3 separate regions of the Homo sapiens genome follow, and regions 2 and 3 are each linked to region 1. The links are chromatin loops, found by intact Hi-C in ENCODE. Cell type or tissue: gastrocnemius medialis. All regions are shown on one strand. Each heading gives the region's core, and the rest is flanking DNA. Links, peaks and the distances in the headings are about the cores only.

Region 1 (5,423 bases), core at 174-5,173:
TCCGGGACACCATACTGCCTCTCTGGGAGCTATTCTCAGACCTGCTGGGTGTTTGAGTCTCTGACATCCTGAGGATCTGGCTTCCAGTGAGATCTCCCCTCTGTGTGACAAGTCCCCTAAGACTGACTTTCAGACTAAGGCCTCATCACTCCCTCTGTCCAAGGGGGCCCAAACCAGCCCCTGGAGAGGAGGAGAGTGCAGGGCTGGGGAGAGATTCTGGGTACAGGGGCATGATTTGGGGCTGTGCTGAAGTCCTTTCCTGTGGAATGTAATTGTTGCTCAGGGGACCAGCAGGGCTGCTGTGGGACACCCTCTTCTGATGTTTTAATTTCAACTTATTTCCTGGGGTGCTGAAGCTACTTTTGAGAGGAGCTGATTGGGACCTATGAATGGCCCAGGAGCACCTGGTGGTGACCAGCTCTGGGCTCTGCTTTCTTTTCCTGTTTTGTTCTTGCCCATCCAGAAGTTCTTGACTTCTTGCCTTGAAGGTTTGTCTCCTGAACGCTATGGCACTTGATCACCTTCTAATGTACCATATGCTTTACCTGTTTACTTTGTCTATTGTTCATGGTCTGTTTCCATGCCCATGCCCCCAACCCCACCTCCTGCCCCCACATGAAAGCTACTCCAGGGCAGAGAGACTGTCTGATTTGTTCACTGCTGTAGTTTAGGTAAGATCTCTATGGATATTGTTAAAAGGACACATGAATAAATGAATCACATTTCCTTCCCACATATCTTCAGACTTCTGGCAGAATTACCTCTGGGAGGTAATTCTCTACTCTTTGTTTTTTGGTTTTGGGCTTCCTTTTGCATGGCGTTAGAGTTCGTGGGTCCGAAAAAGGATGTTTAATATCTGCTGAAGGACTAAAAACTATTTATTAAAGATGGGATTCATATTCTTGTTGAAATGTTGCCTTTCCAGGAGCATCGGTGCGTGTGCCTTTCCATGACGCCCCCGGAATGTTCACATCCTTAGCTTTCTGGCTTCACCAGGGACCCTCCCTGATTTCCCACGGCTCCACCCTCACCTTCCTTAGATTTCTGCAGTTTTAAAGTCTACTCTCCCATCTCAGTAATGAAGAAATAAACAATGGTTCTGTGTGTGACCCCTGATTTTAATTGGATTTCAGAGCAATTTTGAATGAATGAATGAAGTTTCTGGGCTCTGAGAATATGCTCTTCAAATAATGAGCTGAAACGATTACATTAATTTCCTAAGGATCTATTCCTTCCTCTGCTCAGATTATTTGCAGACACTGGTCAATGCTGCATATAAATTGAGGTCTCAAAAGGCTAACTTAACAATTAATCGGAAGCATCTCCAAGCCCCTAAAAATTGAAATAGCTCCACAAATGGAAGAGGAAATCTACCTTCAGAGACCTCTTGTTATTAAAGATGTGCACTTTGGATACATCAAGGGATTCTGGGGTGAACTCTGTTTATCAGGGTCCAGGGGGCGAGGAGTGTTCATACATCAAAGACATAATTCTAAGCATTTTGTCATATCAGCTTTTCTCTTTGTTCTTGCAATGCAGAGTCTTGGAGGCAAGTCATCTTTGTCACTCAAGAAGTGCAGGAGGTTTGATTGAGAAATATGCCTGAGTGTGACCCCCCAGGGTCACTTGTCTTCATTCTTCCCTTCTCACTGTGCCCCCGTTGGGCTCCCATAAGACCCTTGGCATCTGATCCTCCTGCCTTTTGTGTTCCTCCTCCTTGCACCGCTACGTTCCTGGCAACTGAATTTCCGACCAGTCTCCTTTTCTCTGGTATCTCACTCCTTGTCCTTTCTGAGCATGTTGCCTGGGGTCATAATTATCCTGCTCAAGAATCCTTAGTGACTCCCTAATAAACCCATGGGATGAAGTAGGAGCTCCTCCCTGCTGGCTTCTGGGCCCTGTTGGATCCAGTCCTGCGCCTCCTCCACAGTGCCCTCTTCCCTGTCCCCACATGTGCTCAACTCTCCACTTGAGCTGGAGTCTTCATAGCACCTCTCACCCCTGAGCACACACACTGCCAATTCCTGCCTCTGGACTCTTGTTCCCACTGTTTCTAGAGTGGCCCATGTTACTTATTGTCCCAATCAGGATTATTCTGGTAAGGAAAAGGGACACTGTTAATAATTAATGCTGGAACAGTGGGTGTAAATTGAATTGTCCCAGCAAGCCAGGACATGTGGTCACTGGGGCTGCGTCCTACCCCTGTTTGCTTTCACTTTTCATCTTCATTCTCCCTCCTGCTAAATTCAGCTTCTGTCTCTTTCATCCTTGATGGCTCATTTCCAGGGAGGGTCTGTCTTTAGCTCAGGCTGATCAAGAACCAGATGAGAAGGAAAACTTGACCTTTTGCTGAAGGCATGATGTTAGCATGAAACCCTCAAGAAATTCTGTGACTAATCAGAAGAATATTATTTTTTCTAAAGAAAGGGTCTTCTTCCTTTAATCAGTATTTTTACAATTTAATAATTTCTTTCTTTCCTTACCTCCTTGTGGACTTTTCAAAGCTTGGCAACAGCCTATGAGATAGTTTGTATTAAGCTTTTAAAGGGATACATTATAACAAGTTTTCAGAAAATGTATAGTTTTCAAACACAATCAATGTTTTCTTGTATAACTTCCCTTCAAATCCGAAACATCTCCTATTACCACCCTTTTCTGAAAATAGCAGCTTATTTATTAGAATACACTATCAATAACATACATTGCATTGTTTTCTAATAGTTTAATGTATCTTTTTTCCCTCCAACAAGTTGAGAAGTCCCCAGGGAGAGGATATAAGATATTACATGTCTTGGTTCTTCCTTGGTCCCTAGCTCAGGGCTGGCCACAAACAGTTGGTTTCTGCTCTTCAGTTGCCTGCAAGAGTAAGTGAAACATGAAGCCTAAATTCCAACACTTACGAAAGCTAAAGCTGCACTTGACTCCGGGTTTGGCGAATGTTGCAGAGTTGGGAGCCTGTCACATTGTTCTTCCTGTAAAGTAACTATTTTCTCTCTGTTGTACAGAGGATAGCAAACACTGCAATGTATAAATCACAGACATGAAATTGAAAGACCATGTACATGATCCACAGAGAAAAATATACATAAGTGGAGTAGGGAATAAGGAGGTTATGCGGGTACCAGACAAGCCTCTGGTTTCAAGGGTGCTTCCCTCCCAAAGGGAAGAAAAACAATGTTGTAACCAGGAAGAATGTGCCCTCACAGCTGATGGCACTATAATAGCATAAACAATGACAAGTTCCATAAACGTCACAAATGTGGGAATTTGCCTTGAAGTTCCTTCTGGGATCTAATTTAAAGGCACATCTTGTTGAAACGGAGGTCATGAGGGAAGCAGAAATAAGTGGAGAGAAATGCAGCGTGACAGCTGGACCCTCCCAGCCGGCCCGGGGAAGCTGTGCTGCTCTGTGGGGAAGGACTTCTGGGGGAGGAGGCATGGGTGGAAAGGGGCCCTGGAGGACACAGGCCTCTGCGACTGCAACCCCTCAGGCCTGCTGACACGAGGCACTGCAGAACCTGCGCCGTGCCGTGCTGGGAAGAGGATTTGGAGCAAGAAGACCCAAGTTTGAGTCTTCCTTCTGCCGTTTTCTATAGTTGTGTGACCTTGAGCAAGTCAGTGTACCTATGAGCGGCCACCTCCTCATGTGAAAAATGGAGCTGAAACTAATGCCCGATGGGGCTGCTGTGAGGACTAAACGCAGCAGCCCCATCTCCAAGGGCAGGGAGGGTGGCTGCCACACTGTCATTTGATTAACAAGGAGGTGCTGGCCAGGAGCAGTTGATGTGGAGGTCCCTCAGCCTGAATATTCTTTATGTGCAAGGCTTCATTCAGGATTTTAGTTTTTGAAAAACAGACTATTCCTTTTCTTCTTTAAAATCAGAATTGGAAATTTGAATGTGGAAACAGGAGGTCTCATCTGGAACAATGCGTGGGCAGCCCGGTTTCATCTTGATCTGTGGATGTATTGTGAATTTCTCGGGTCACCTAAACCTGCCTGCGCCTCCAACGGTGCTATGAGTTTAGCAAGTGAAGAGCACACAAACAGATGCTTAAATTATAGCCTACAGTTCAGTGCACCCCTCAGGCTGAGTGTCGTTGCACAGAGAGGGTGAAGAGCCTTGTGCGGGTTCCAGGAGGTCAGAGAGGCTCCTGAGAGCTCAGCAATGACACCTCCATGCTTCTCAGCCACTGAGCAGAGTGGAGGAGCAGGGTGTGAGCAGGGAGCAGACAGAGGCTTGGTGGTCCGGGCATTCCTGAAACCTGCATCTAAAAACTCAGAAGGGAAGGCTTCCTCCCAAGGGCCCTGCACCCAAAAGCTGTTCCTGTCCCTTGCCCAGGCTGGGAGAGACAGAGGGCATGCCTGTTTATTTTCAAAGTGAAGTTGACTTCACTTTCTTGTTCTAGGTGGTTCTTATTTTAGCTGAACCTTGTGCAGTCTCTCTCCAGGGTTGGAGGGAAGTGTTTCATGTGTACGCAAGGCAGGGAAACAGCAGGTTCCGACCCAGCATTGAGAAAGGATTGGGGAAGCTATGTGTGTGGGCGGTGGGCATGTGGGTGGACGGCTGGGCAGATCTCCTTCGTTCTAGAAATTCTGCTGATCTTCCTGGAAATTGTGTGTGTGTGCATGCGTACGTGTGTGTGTGTGTACATATATATATATATAGTATCTTCTAAAACATCTTCTCCTGGACTTTGTTGGAAGAGAAGGGCTGGGTGGGGGGCTTTAAGCTGAGTCCTTGTCTGAGATGAGTGAGGTTCTTTTGTGCTCAGAACTGTGGTACAATTCATCCTCAAAAAGGAATCTGAATTGAAAGGGGATTTGGTGTGAGGCAGGGGAAGGTGTAGGGGTGCATAGATCTGTTCATTAGGGCAGATTAAAGTCAAGCCTCCCCTGAAATTGGTGGAAAGTGCTTGCAGCCCTCTGTGGTTTGGAAGATTATGCAGCTATCACAATGCACTTCGTGAGTAGGCTGTGGGGGCTGGATTTAATTTTATGTCCGCCGGGAGATTCTGGCAGTGTGTTTCTGTGGTGGGGAATCATTATTTACAATGAAACACTTACACAGAAGTAGTAAAGTTAATGGAGGTTTCAGTGGAATTAGCCTTGTTAAGTTCCCCAGTGACACAGCCGGCTCCCCTCTCCAGTAGCTGGATCCAGCAAGGAGGCAGCACACAGAGCTAGTGGAGTTTAGGATGTGGATGAAATTGGGAGTGACCCAAAGCAGCAAGACCCAGGCCTTCAGTACTGGCCTGCAGCTGGGCTCTGTGATGGGGCTGCTTCTCTGGCCAACAGCCCCTGCATGGCCATGCTGTGTGTTCCCAGTCCTGGCAGCTCCTTGCAGAGTAAATGCTGTTAATCCACGGCCCATTGTTGACTCTTGCTGCTGCTATCAGAATTTCTGGGACCTGGAGCATGCTGA
Region 2 (5,423 bases), core at 108-5,107, 170 kb before region 1:
GTGGTAATCTCTTTAGTGGCCTTGTACTTCAGGCTGATGTTTGCTGTGGGTGGGGTGTTTTTTGACAGGTGGCTGTGCTTGTTGGATTTTGGGGATTAGCGATGAGAGAGGGCATTTGGGGAACATTTAATGGATGAGTGCTCTGCCTTTATCCTGAGCGGGGACCAGTCCAGATGTGAAGGCTGCTGTGTCTGGGAGGCGTCTCTTCTGTGGGGTCAGGGGAGAGTCGTGGGGAAGGCTCTGGCTCCTAAGGTCCAGGGAGGTCTTAGGTGACCCACAGATATTACCACTGGACTGCTTCTCCTTCTGCTTCCCCAGCCCCCACCCCGGCTGAGTTTGTGGCCCCCCTGGGAGGCATAGCACTGAAGAGGGGTACTTGGTTCACTGATGGTTTGTTAACCCTGTCGGGTGGAGAATGTTCTGGGCCCGTTACTGTTATGTTCTGTGTCTGCCTGGGGTTACATTGCCTCAGCTTTCAATCCAGAGTTGTTCTCCTAGGAAGGTGTCAGGTAAAGGGTATTTCTTGAGGTTCTGGTGGGTGGTTTCCTGGTCTATCCCGGGGGGATGCACCTACAGGGTTAGTTTGGGAGGGAGGAACAAGTGGGGAGAGGGGAGCCCCCAGACTGGAAAGAGCCAGTGGCGGGCAGTGTAAAATGGATCTTCCCCCCTCATCTCTCTACCCTGATACTAATGTGGGCTGACCTGTCCATGGTTTCAGCCTGATCATGTGCAAGAAATAACACAGCAGCGACAAAAATAGGACAGAGTAAACAGCTCGCTGCTCTTCTGTCTGTGCTCTGACACAAAAGTGAGCTGGGATAAAATTAACAAAGCATCTGGAAAAAGTAAAGTAGGACCTGGATCACAACTTCACAATTTAAAATTGTAGAAGTTTATACTGTTTCTTTTACAACATACTCAGTGAGTCTGTGGCCTCCTGCAATGCCTTTGAAGTTAAAGCTTTGGCCAAGAATGCAACTTCCATTGATGATATGGAAGCATATCATGTCATATGACATGCCAGGAGCATGTCATATATGTGTTTATTTGTGTGAATATATATACATGTAACTTCAGATGGTATATATGCAGATGAATTTTGATAATTTAGGTATACTGTATTTTAAAACGAATGGAATGGTCCTTCTGGTTGAGACTAATGATTCTGGGGATGGAGAAGGTGCAGGAGATGAGGCTTTCTCATGCATGACCCCCTCTCCTCCTGGGCAGAGCACACCATGTACAGTCCCAGATTAGGATATTAATCCTGTGTACACAGCATATACAGCATGCCAAAGCAAAGCCTTCCAGGAATGCAGTGTGGTCCTTAGGGCAAAGACTATTTGAGTTACTCTCCTTCCTTGAACACCGAGGTGCTTAATAAATGTTTGTTGATTGACTTAGTGATATGCAGCAATCCCAAGTAGTCCTTTGATGGTTGGTTTTAAAAATAAAGTTACACTGGAGCTCAATAAATATTTGTTTAATGTATTTGGAGGATGTATTTGGGTTTTTTCCATGTGAAGAGCTGCCAAACTGGTTTGGTTTTACTGTATTCTCTATGAGAAATATGAAGTGGGTTCCCATAAAGTCCAAAAGTTTTGTGAAAAGTTGGGCCCATCCTGGCATATAGTAGGTACTCCATAAATATTTGTTGAATGAATGAAATCAGAGCCACATGGAAAATGATGTTCCCATGAAAAGCTCTGATTTCTATTCGGTACATTTAATGTCCTAGTAGCTGACATTTTGTAAGATGATATGTTTTATTGGCAACAGTCCTACAATTCAGTAAAGTCACTGGCTCATGGGAATGTGTCTTTGACAGTTTATTCATTAAGCAAATATTTCCTGACTCCTACTCTGTTCTGGGCCTGGGCTCAGTCCTGGGGATGCTGAGGAGGAGAGGTCTAAATTGTTGATCATCTGTCAACAAAGACTCATTGAGTGTCTCAAGCTCTGGCCACAAAATGAAGGACAAGACAGCAAGGGCTTCTTGGCCCATCTGGGAGGATAAGCTACCTGGTAGTCTTAGTGCTAGGTGATTTTTATTGGTTGCTAATTACATCTAATAATTGTTATTGATGGAAAGCTAATTTCCCTAATTATCAATGCATTTATTCTGGTGATTCTTTTATCATAGCAGAAGATGGCTGTGCCACCCACGTATGCCGATCTTGGCAAATCTGCCAGGGATGTCTTCACCAAGGGCTATGGTGAGTGTTGCAGAGAGGGGGTGCCTTTCAGCTCACAGACTGAGTTGGCATGTTTGAGACTTTACCGATAACTGTTTAGGAGACCTGGGTAGGTCAGCTGTTCTGAACTTTCACGTGAGGGAAAAAAGAAGCTTTCATTTGTGTGGCAATTGTAGCAACTTTGGTTGTGCACCCAGTTGGACAGGCTCCTGCATTGGTGCTGTCAAGTGGGTATTCTTGTTTTCTTTTCCAAGTGTGGAGCAGCCCTGTGGAAGCTGCTGCAGTGGAGCGCGGCTTCTATATTTAGCCTGTGCTTAGGCACATGCCCACGAGGCCCAGTAACTGTGTCTTTGCCAGCTGTCAGGTGTCTTCTTATCAGACCCTGCTGGGAGTGCAGGTGGGACCCAGGTGGGGGTGCCCATTCTGTCTGCTGCTGTTCCATGGCAGCTGAGAGCTCCCCCCACGAGCAGCAGCAGAGACTGGGTGCCCTCAGCCCCTGTGGCAGGAGTGTGCTTCTTTTTAAAAAAGCATCCTGAAGCAACCATGAGGGAGGCAGAGGTGCTGTTCTCTAGTTATTTAACCTATTGACAGTTGTCTTCTTCTTTCTTTAGGATTTGGCTTAATAAAGCTTGATTTGAAAACAAAATCTGAGAATGGATTGGTAAGTTGTCCAACCCACATGGAACATGAGTATTTATTTATTTTTATTTTATTTTATTTATTTATTTTTGAGATGGAGTTTTGCTCTTGTCGCCCAGGCTGGAGTACAATGGCGTGATCTCAGCTCACCACAACCTCCACTTCTTGGGTTCAAGCGATTCTCCTACCTCAGCCTACCGAGTAGCTGGGATTACAGGCACCCGCCACCATGCTCGGCTAATTTTGTATTTTTAATAGAGACGGGGTTTTTCCATGTTGGTCAGGCTGGTCTTGAACTCCCGACTTCAGGTGATCCGCCCACCTTGGCCTCCCAAAGTGCTGGAATTATAGGCATGAGCCACTGCGCCTGGCTTATTTTTATTTTTAAAAAAGATTTTAGATTCAGGGTGTACATGTGCAGGTTTGTTACATGGATGTATTGTGTAATGGTGAGGTTTGGGCTTCTAGTGTACCCATTACCCAAATAGTGACCATTGTATGGAACGTGGGAATTTGTTGTAGATCAACAAATAACTGTCGTGACCTGGCCCGCAAAGCCAAAAGAAGGTACTTTTTTTTTTTTATTCTGGCAGTTTTTGTGGTTTTCACATTCATTCCATTTTCTGCATGATGGGTGGTCCAGGGGAACCATGCCAGTAGGCCCCCAGTTCAGCAGCGGGTAATAGAGGAGAATGGGTCAGGTCTCAGTTTTAGTTTTCCTTGTGCTTCTTATTTTCAAATTCACCTGCATTCAACCACATAAGTGTTTTTAAAGTAATCTTAGTAGTCCCTTTGAAATTATGTGTGCAGTAATTGTTGGAAGAAAGAAGTTTTGGGTTTGAATTACCGCTGTGTCAGCTTTAGCTCAGTGCTTTTTCTCTGTACTGCCCTGGAGCCAGGATGGAAGGGAGATGCTTTCCTGTCCAGACTGAAGAGTTACAGGGAGGAAGGAAGCTGTCTGCTGACAACAAATTCCCCATAAGATTTCTTTACATAGCAGGCTCCTTTACTCCCATCTGTACTTTAAATATCTATTTGAATTGTAGAGTTAGCCTTGGCCCCCCCACATTCAGGGTCTTGCCTCTTGCAGAAAGGCAAGTATAGTGTTTAGGAGTGAAGTGAAGCCAAGTGAGTGCTATGGTGCAGGCTGTGACTCTTCTCTCTCCTTTGAAGGAATTTACAAGCTCAGGCTCAGCCAACACTGAGACCACCAAAGTGACGGGCAGTCTGGAAACCAAGTACAGATGGACTGAGTACGGCCTGACGTTTACAGAGAAATGGAATACCGACAATACACTAGGCACCGAGATTACTGTGGAAGATCAGGTAATGGCTGCTGTGAAAAGATGTGGATTTATTAATTCGCATCTGCCAGCCTGCCTTGTGACTAAATCTAGTGGCAAATTTCTTTTCTGTTCAGCTTGCACGTGGACTGAAGCTGACCTTCGATTCATCCTTCTCACCTAACACTGGGTAAGAGTTTCATCTGTTTTCTCCACAAGGATGTTCTCTGATGTTGCAGGTGGTGGAAGCCCTTTGTGACAAAATGTTTTGGGGGCTGACAGCACCTAAAATATGGTCTCCGAGACCTGGCGATTTAAGTCCTCTGGTTTTGATTTGGTCCCAGGGGTCGTATCCACATCTATGCACTAACAGACTATGCTATAATGAGCACTTCCTAATTCAGGACTGGTGTTTACCCAACAAACGATTTCTAAGTGCCACCTGTGCTTGGCCCTGTGCCCATCTGGAGATCTAAGGGTGCCCAGGCCATGATTGTTACCCGCCAAGGAGCTCACTTTCTAATAGAGGATTCAGACCAGTGTTTAGCCGTGTTTTGTAATAAGATTCTGCATTTTGTTAGTGTTCTCCTAGTTTCTGCCATGGAGGTTGCAGGATTTCTGTTCAGTAATAGCCATTTCATGTGAGTTAGGCTGCTGGTGATGTAAGTGGCTATGACCAAACGGGAGTGGGTGACATTTGGAAGCAGGGCCTAACTGGTCACTGTTGCCAGCCTCATTTCTTCAGGCATGGAAGTCCTTCTCCCAGCTTCCTGCTGCTTAGGGACACTGAGACCCTGTGGGTGTAACTGCAAGGTGGCTCCTGAGGCTGCACTTTCCCCAGGCCTTCTGGCCACAGATGTAATAGGCTTGTTAGTTCTTGACCATCACTTGGCATGATAGCATGGTAGTCTGCCTCAATTCCTGGGTGCTTTTCAAAGTGCCTAGAAGGAATTATTCCCTTTTAGAATACACCCTTGTTTTTTTCCACTCATATTGGTGGGTCTTCCAAACCTGGGGAAGATGTTTTATATAGTGATGTTAGGGTCAAGGGCATGTACTGAATTTCAGTTTTTAAAAATTGTGGGCCGGGCGTGGTGGCTCACGCCTGTAATCCCAACACTTTGGGAGGCTGAGGCAGGCAAATCACCTGAGGTCGGAAGTTTGAGACCAGCCTGACCAACGTGGAGAAACCCTGTCTCTACTAAACATAAAAATTAGCTGCGCCTGGTGGGCGCATGCCTGTAATCCCAGCTACTTGGGAGGCTGAGGCAGGAGAATCGCTTGAACCTGGGAGGCAGAGGTTGTG
Region 3 (5,423 bases), core at 108-5,107, 130 kb before region 1:
ACATGTACAATTGCTTTTAGTTAGCAATTGATTGTAGCATGGGTTCCTCCAAGGTTTCAAGCAATGGGCAGAGTTTAAAATTATATCAGATTCGTTTACTTCGTTTATTATTTTACAGTAAATTTGAATAAATCTTAGGGGTCATTATCACTTAAATAATACTGTACCTAGGTCTTTCAAATTAAAATTATACCTGAATGAAGTTGTTTGTATACATAAAGGATATTTGTGTACAATTACCTTTTTTCCCCCACACTTGTTTTCTTTGTTTTTGTTTTTTATGGCAACTGGAAAGTATTTACTATGGGATTCATTTATGTCTGTCTTTCTATCATAAAGAATTGATCAATATGTAAATATGTGATTTGAACCATGGTTGACTTACAAGTGTCACTACAGCTTTTTAGAAAACATAGCCCTAATATATGTTAAGCAGGACCCGGGTGAGCCAGTGGGCTTGCGCTTTATGTAGAGCTGGAAGAAGGCCGTCCATCCTGTCTCTTGGGCGGACAGTGTACTTTCCTAATAGGGAAGGGAAGCACAATGGAAATACCCCTGAACCGTTTTATTGCAGTAATTTTTTTCATATCTGAAACTATTATTTAATATTTTGAATAAGATTTTAAAAAATAAATGGCAAAGATATAAATCTATGATTTCACGAGTGTGTTTCTGTGTTTCATTTCAGTGATGACATTTAGGTGGTGACGGGGAGTAGTGTATGTCTGGGAGCAATCTAACCTGATTCACTTGCAGGTGTCCCTCTCAGCAGTGCAACTCTGCCTCTATGAATTCCACTTACATTGCTAAATTCTTCTTTAGGTCCAACTTACTGCGAGGTACTGAAGTTTATTGAAAACTGTAGCAAAGTAGGATGGCAAAGAAAAGCAAAGTGGCTAAATCAGTGTGCTCTTTCTAGCATCCTGGGGTCACTATCTGGGATGGAAGGCTCCCCGAGTGTGGAGGCTCATCCCCCTTAGTGGATTGGGGGATTCTTGGGTACTTCCTGGTGGTCCAGCCACCTAGGTCACAGTGCTGCAATTAAGTAGCCTCAGACTTTTGGAGCATCAGATCATACATTGATTAAAAATGCCCCTGGAGTCTCACAGAGGCACTTGAGCACTAGGAACTAGTGCTAGGGACTAGGCACGCAGGGGCCACAGTTGAGCCTCACAACCTCATGCCACCTCCTCCTGTGTGGTGTTATCTGCTCCTTTCTCCTAGACTAGACTCACTTTCTGGTCAGACCTGAAGCTCTGCACCCGATTTTGGTACTAATGGTATAATAGATTACCTTTTAGCTCCCGTTTCTGTGTCTTAGCTGAAAAGGAATGTGTTGGAACTTGTGGGGCAGACAGAAACAGACATTTAGAATTTGGGCAGTCAGGCAGGCATGTTATATTAGTCTGTTCTCACATTGCTATAGAAATACCCGAGACTGGATAATTTATAAAGAAAAGAAGTTTAATTGGCTCACTGTTTTGCAGGCTGTGGAGGGAGCATGATGCTGGCATCTGCTCAGCTTCTGGGGAGGTTTCAGGAAGCTTACCATCATTGTGAAAGACGAAAGGGGAGCAGTTGTCTCACATGACAGGAACAGGAGCAAGAGAGAGTAAGGGGGAATGTACTACACAGTTTCTTTTTTTTTTTTTTTTTTTTTTTTTTTTGAGACAGTCTCGCTCTTTCACCAAGGCTGTAGTGCAGTGGTGCAGTCTTGGCTCATTGCAGCCTCCACCTCCTGAGTTCAAGTGATTCTCCTGACTCATCCTCCTGAGTAGCTGGGACTACAGGCACCTGCCACCACTCCCAGCTAATTTTTGTATTTTGTATTTTATTTTATTTTTTAGTAGAGGTGGGGTTTTACCATGTTGGCCAGGCTGGTCTTGAACTCATGACCTCAAATGATCCACCCGCCTCGGCCTCCCAAAGTGTTGGGATTACAGGCATGAGCCACTGTGCCTGGCCTTACTATACACTTTTAAATCACCAGATCTCATGAGAACTCATTATCATGAGAACAGCACCAAGGGAGATGGTGTTAAACCATGAGAAAACCACCCCCATGATCCAGTCATCTCCCACCAGGCCCCACCTCCAACACTGGGGACTTCAATTCGACGTGAAGTTTGGGCAGGACACAGGTCTAAACCATACCACATACCTTGACTGGGCTTTCTTGATTTTAAATGTGATCTCCTGAGCGTGAGTGCAAGCTCTTGCGGAATGTGTGGTTTGCCCCACCGAGTGAGTTGCTTGAGAACAGGAACTGGCTCTTACTGCTCTCCAGCCCCAAGCTCATTACCTGGCACCTGCTAGGCCCCTTTAAATTGTTATTCAATGAAGTATTTGAGAAATTAGATGAGGAGAAAACCAAGACAACTCAGGCTCTGCACAAGATCACATAGTCTGCATAGAGTCCAATACTACTAACGTCCTGGGTACACAGATGAATGCGGGATCAGAGCCGAGTACAGCGTGTCAGTCCTTATGTGCACATCCACAATTCTACGGGAAGCTAAAGCCCACAATAGTTGTATGAGATATCACCCCTTCCTCCAAATCCCAGGTTCTCATCAGAGCAGGTGCTGCCTGTTGAAGGTGAAGGAGATCACTGCCGGCACTGCTGCCGATGTTCCAGTTCTCCCCCATCCTGTGTGTGGGGTGGGGTGAGCAGGGCTGGCTTTGCCCTTTGGCCTTCTTTCAGCCTGGTTTGCTGGTGCAGCAGTTTGCCTCCCTTCTGGGTTCAGTGTGAAGCAGTTCATCCTTCCCAGCTGAAGTTCAAAAGGTTAAAAGTCTTTCGAGGACCAAATGTCTTCCAAGGGAACAGAAAAGAAGGCTGTCCTGAGGTTGTCAGTCTGGCCTGACTCAGCACAGCTTGAGCCAGGATATTTGGGGTGGTTCTCTTCAATTAGCTGGATTCTGTTTTCATTTCGACGTTAGGAGCGGAAGTTGCTGGGACAGATTCTGGAAATGGAGCCAGGGCTATTTCTGTGTAAGTACCACATGCTAACCAATTGCACCACTGGAGCTCAGAGCTGGAGCTGTTTCTGACTCACATCTCAGTAGCCGTCTGTGGTAATGGCCTGCTGTCTAGGCTGTTTAAGTGGCTCAAGGGAGCCTGATTTTGGACCAGTAAGCAGCAGCTTCTACCCCATGAGGTCTAAGCCCACCTCTCTTCTAACTCCATCCTAAAGAGTCCCAGACCCATCTGTACTAGCTGGTACCAGTGGGCACCATAGGGGCAGAAACAGCATCTGGCTTGAACCACTCTGTCATCCCAGCACGCAGCACAGGGCCTGAGTAAAAGGAATCCAGGTGTTTTGCTTTTAATGCAGTGCCTATGCCATGAGGGATTTTTTTTTTTTTTGAGATGGAGTTTAGCTCTTGTTGCCCAGGCTGGAATGCAGTGGCACGATCTCGGCTCACCACAACCTCCGCCTCCCGGGTTCAAGTAATTCCTCTGCCTCAGCCTCCCAAGTAGCTGAGATTATAGGCATGCACCACAATGCCTGGCTAATTTTGTATTTTTAGTAGAGATGGGGTTTCTCCATGTTGGTCAGGCCGGTCTCAAACTCTCGACCTCAGATGATCTGCCCGCCTCAGCCTCTCAAAGTGCTGGGATTACAGGCGTGAGCCACTGCGTCTGGCCGAGGGGTTTTTTAATCTAATGAGGCTCTAGATTAAAAAAACCCTACTCCTTACTTAGGAAGCCTTTCTCCACCTATCCTAACAGTTCCACTCTGAAACCCTATGCCTCTTTCTCTCACAACCTCAAAACTGCCTCATTTCTCTGCTGGGAAACCCAGAGATGCCATGTTCTGGGGATCCTTGACTTCCTGGATGCCTTTCTTCTCATAGGGCCCTTTGTGCTTCTCTCCCCTTGGCATGTGGATTGGACAGCACTCCCACCTGAGGAGGCCATGCTTTGCAGTGGGCCCTGCCAGAGCTAGGATGGGCCATGAAATCATACAGGCCTGGGTTGGAATCCCTCTCTGGGCCTAACCCCTAGGCTGAGCGTCCTCCCCAGGCCATTTTTCCTGACTGTTCCTTGGAAATGAGGAAGGGTCAAGGGTCTTGAGGGCTAACTCGAATGTCCTGCACCTTGCTGGGACTGAGGTCATCCTGGCCCATGTGGCACCTACCTGGTCTTCTAGGAAGACAGACCTAGGGAGAAATGGAGGGAAAGAAGGGTATGGGTTGAGGCCAGGGCTGGATGACCATAGTCTGAGCATGCTGTGCCTGTTGCAGTCTCCTACCTTATAAAATGAGTGATTGATTAGCTCGCTAGTCTGTTAGGAAGAGTAAATGGATTGATGTTTGTGGAAGGATTTTGTGCATAAGAAGGAGTTTTCACCATGTCACTGACCACAGAAGAGCCAGCTTGAGCCTCGAGTCCACCAAGGAGGGATAGCCCACAGTCCTGAGGCTGCCTTCCCTAGTCCCCTTGGGACTACCTTGAGGCACACAGCTGGTCAGAGCTGGGTTTCTCCTGAACCATCCAGGCATGCATGGTCCTATTAGGGAATAGGTGGGTCTCCTTTGGAGCCTCTCAACCCCATTCCCTGTTCTCCAGCCTCATCCTTTCCCAATAAAGAGGCCAAGGGGCCCTTCCCATCATTCCCTGGACTGTTCCCAAGAATAGACAGCAGAGAGGCAAGGGGACCGAGGACCCCAGAGAGGTGGCTACTTTTAGGCTACACGGTATGTATGCCTCAGCCTCGCCTCAGGGAGCATGGATGGAGGCAGGGCTTGGGCCGTGGAGGGTCACTCTCAGGGGTCCACACTCTACTATGACCATGGCACTGCATTAAAAGGAAAACACCTGGACTTCTTCTACTCAGGCCCTGTGCTGCGTGCTGGGAAGACAGAGTGGTTCAAGGCAAATGCTGTCTCTGCCCTTGTGGTGCCCACTGTCAGGTAGAGAAGAAAAAGAATCATAGTGAAGTGTGATGAATGCTATAGGCTGAAAACTGCATTTTACTTTTTTTTCCTTATAAAGGTAATTTAGACATTCTGATAACAGCTAACACAGGGCTTACTACGGATTGAGTATTTGCCATTTCTGTGTGTGCAACCAACCCAATAAGGCAGTTACTATTATTATCCTCATTTTACAGATAAGGAGCCAGGAGCATGGAAAGTTTAAGCAAGTTGCGCAAGGTCATGGAGCTGATGAGAGAGAGCTGGGATTTGAATTAAGGCATGGTCTGTTTCCATACTCCCTGCTCTCTATCACTAATTCCCCATAACTCTAGAAAATGAAACAGCTACAGAAGGTAAGAAAAAGAAATTATTCAAAGGTTCTCTACCCTTAGGCCCTCAACATTTGTGTGTATTCTCCTTTTTTTCTTTTAAACTTTCTTTTATTATGTTATGACATAGCACACTACAGAAAAATACATCAAACAAATGTACAGCTTAAC

The links. Hi-C counts contacts between places; a loop is a spot of excess contacts. Peaks named below come from ENCODE experiments on the same cell type or tissue, not always from the same donor. Only the 100,000 strongest peaks of a DNase experiment are listed, where the experiment ranks them.
Region 2: it touches region 1 in a loop (3-fold over the local background); 1 of 110 quality-filtered maps calls a loop at or near these places.
Region 3: a loop joins it to region 1, with 5 times the contacts of the local background. A loop is called at or near these places in 1 of 110 quality-filtered maps.

What each region holds. Positions count from the first base shown.
Region 1 is chr5:133,818,175-133,823,597 of GRCh38, reverse strand. It overlaps a transcript of FSTL4 not described here. Among named protein-coding and RNA genes, the nearest start is that of WSPAR, 93 kb to the left of the region's middle. In gastrocnemius medialis, for the core only: no CTCF peak of the experiment used is centred there; a DNase peak (open chromatin) is centred at 2,897; H3K27ac peaks cover 3,240 bases.
Region 2 is chr5:133,989,739-133,995,161 of GRCh38, reverse strand. It overlaps VDAC1 (voltage dependent anion channel 1), which reads left to right. Exons shown (of 9, transcript NM_003374.3): 2 at 2,144-2,216; 3 at 2,807-2,856; 4 at 4,008-4,160; 5 at 4,255-4,307. The coding sequence starts at 2,150. Among named protein-coding and RNA genes, the nearest start is that of VDAC1, 13 kb to the left of the region's middle. In gastrocnemius medialis, for the core only: no CTCF peak of the experiment used is centred there; a DNase peak (open chromatin) is centred at 2,541; H3K4me3 peaks cover 421 bases; H3K27ac peaks cover 5,000 bases.
Region 3 is chr5:133,950,740-133,956,162 of GRCh38, reverse strand. It overlaps C5orf15 (chromosome 5 open reading frame 15), which reads left to right. Exons shown (of 3, transcript NM_020199.3): 3 at 1-653. LOC105379182 (a long non-coding RNA gene) reads left to right here and starts at 2,551. Exons shown (of 5, transcript XR_948797.3): 1 at 2,551-2,992; 2 at 5,118-5,276. In gastrocnemius medialis, for the core only: no CTCF peak of the experiment used is centred there; DNase peaks (open chromatin) are centred at 2,675 and 3,022; H3K4me3 peaks cover 336 bases; H3K27ac peaks cover 2,029 bases.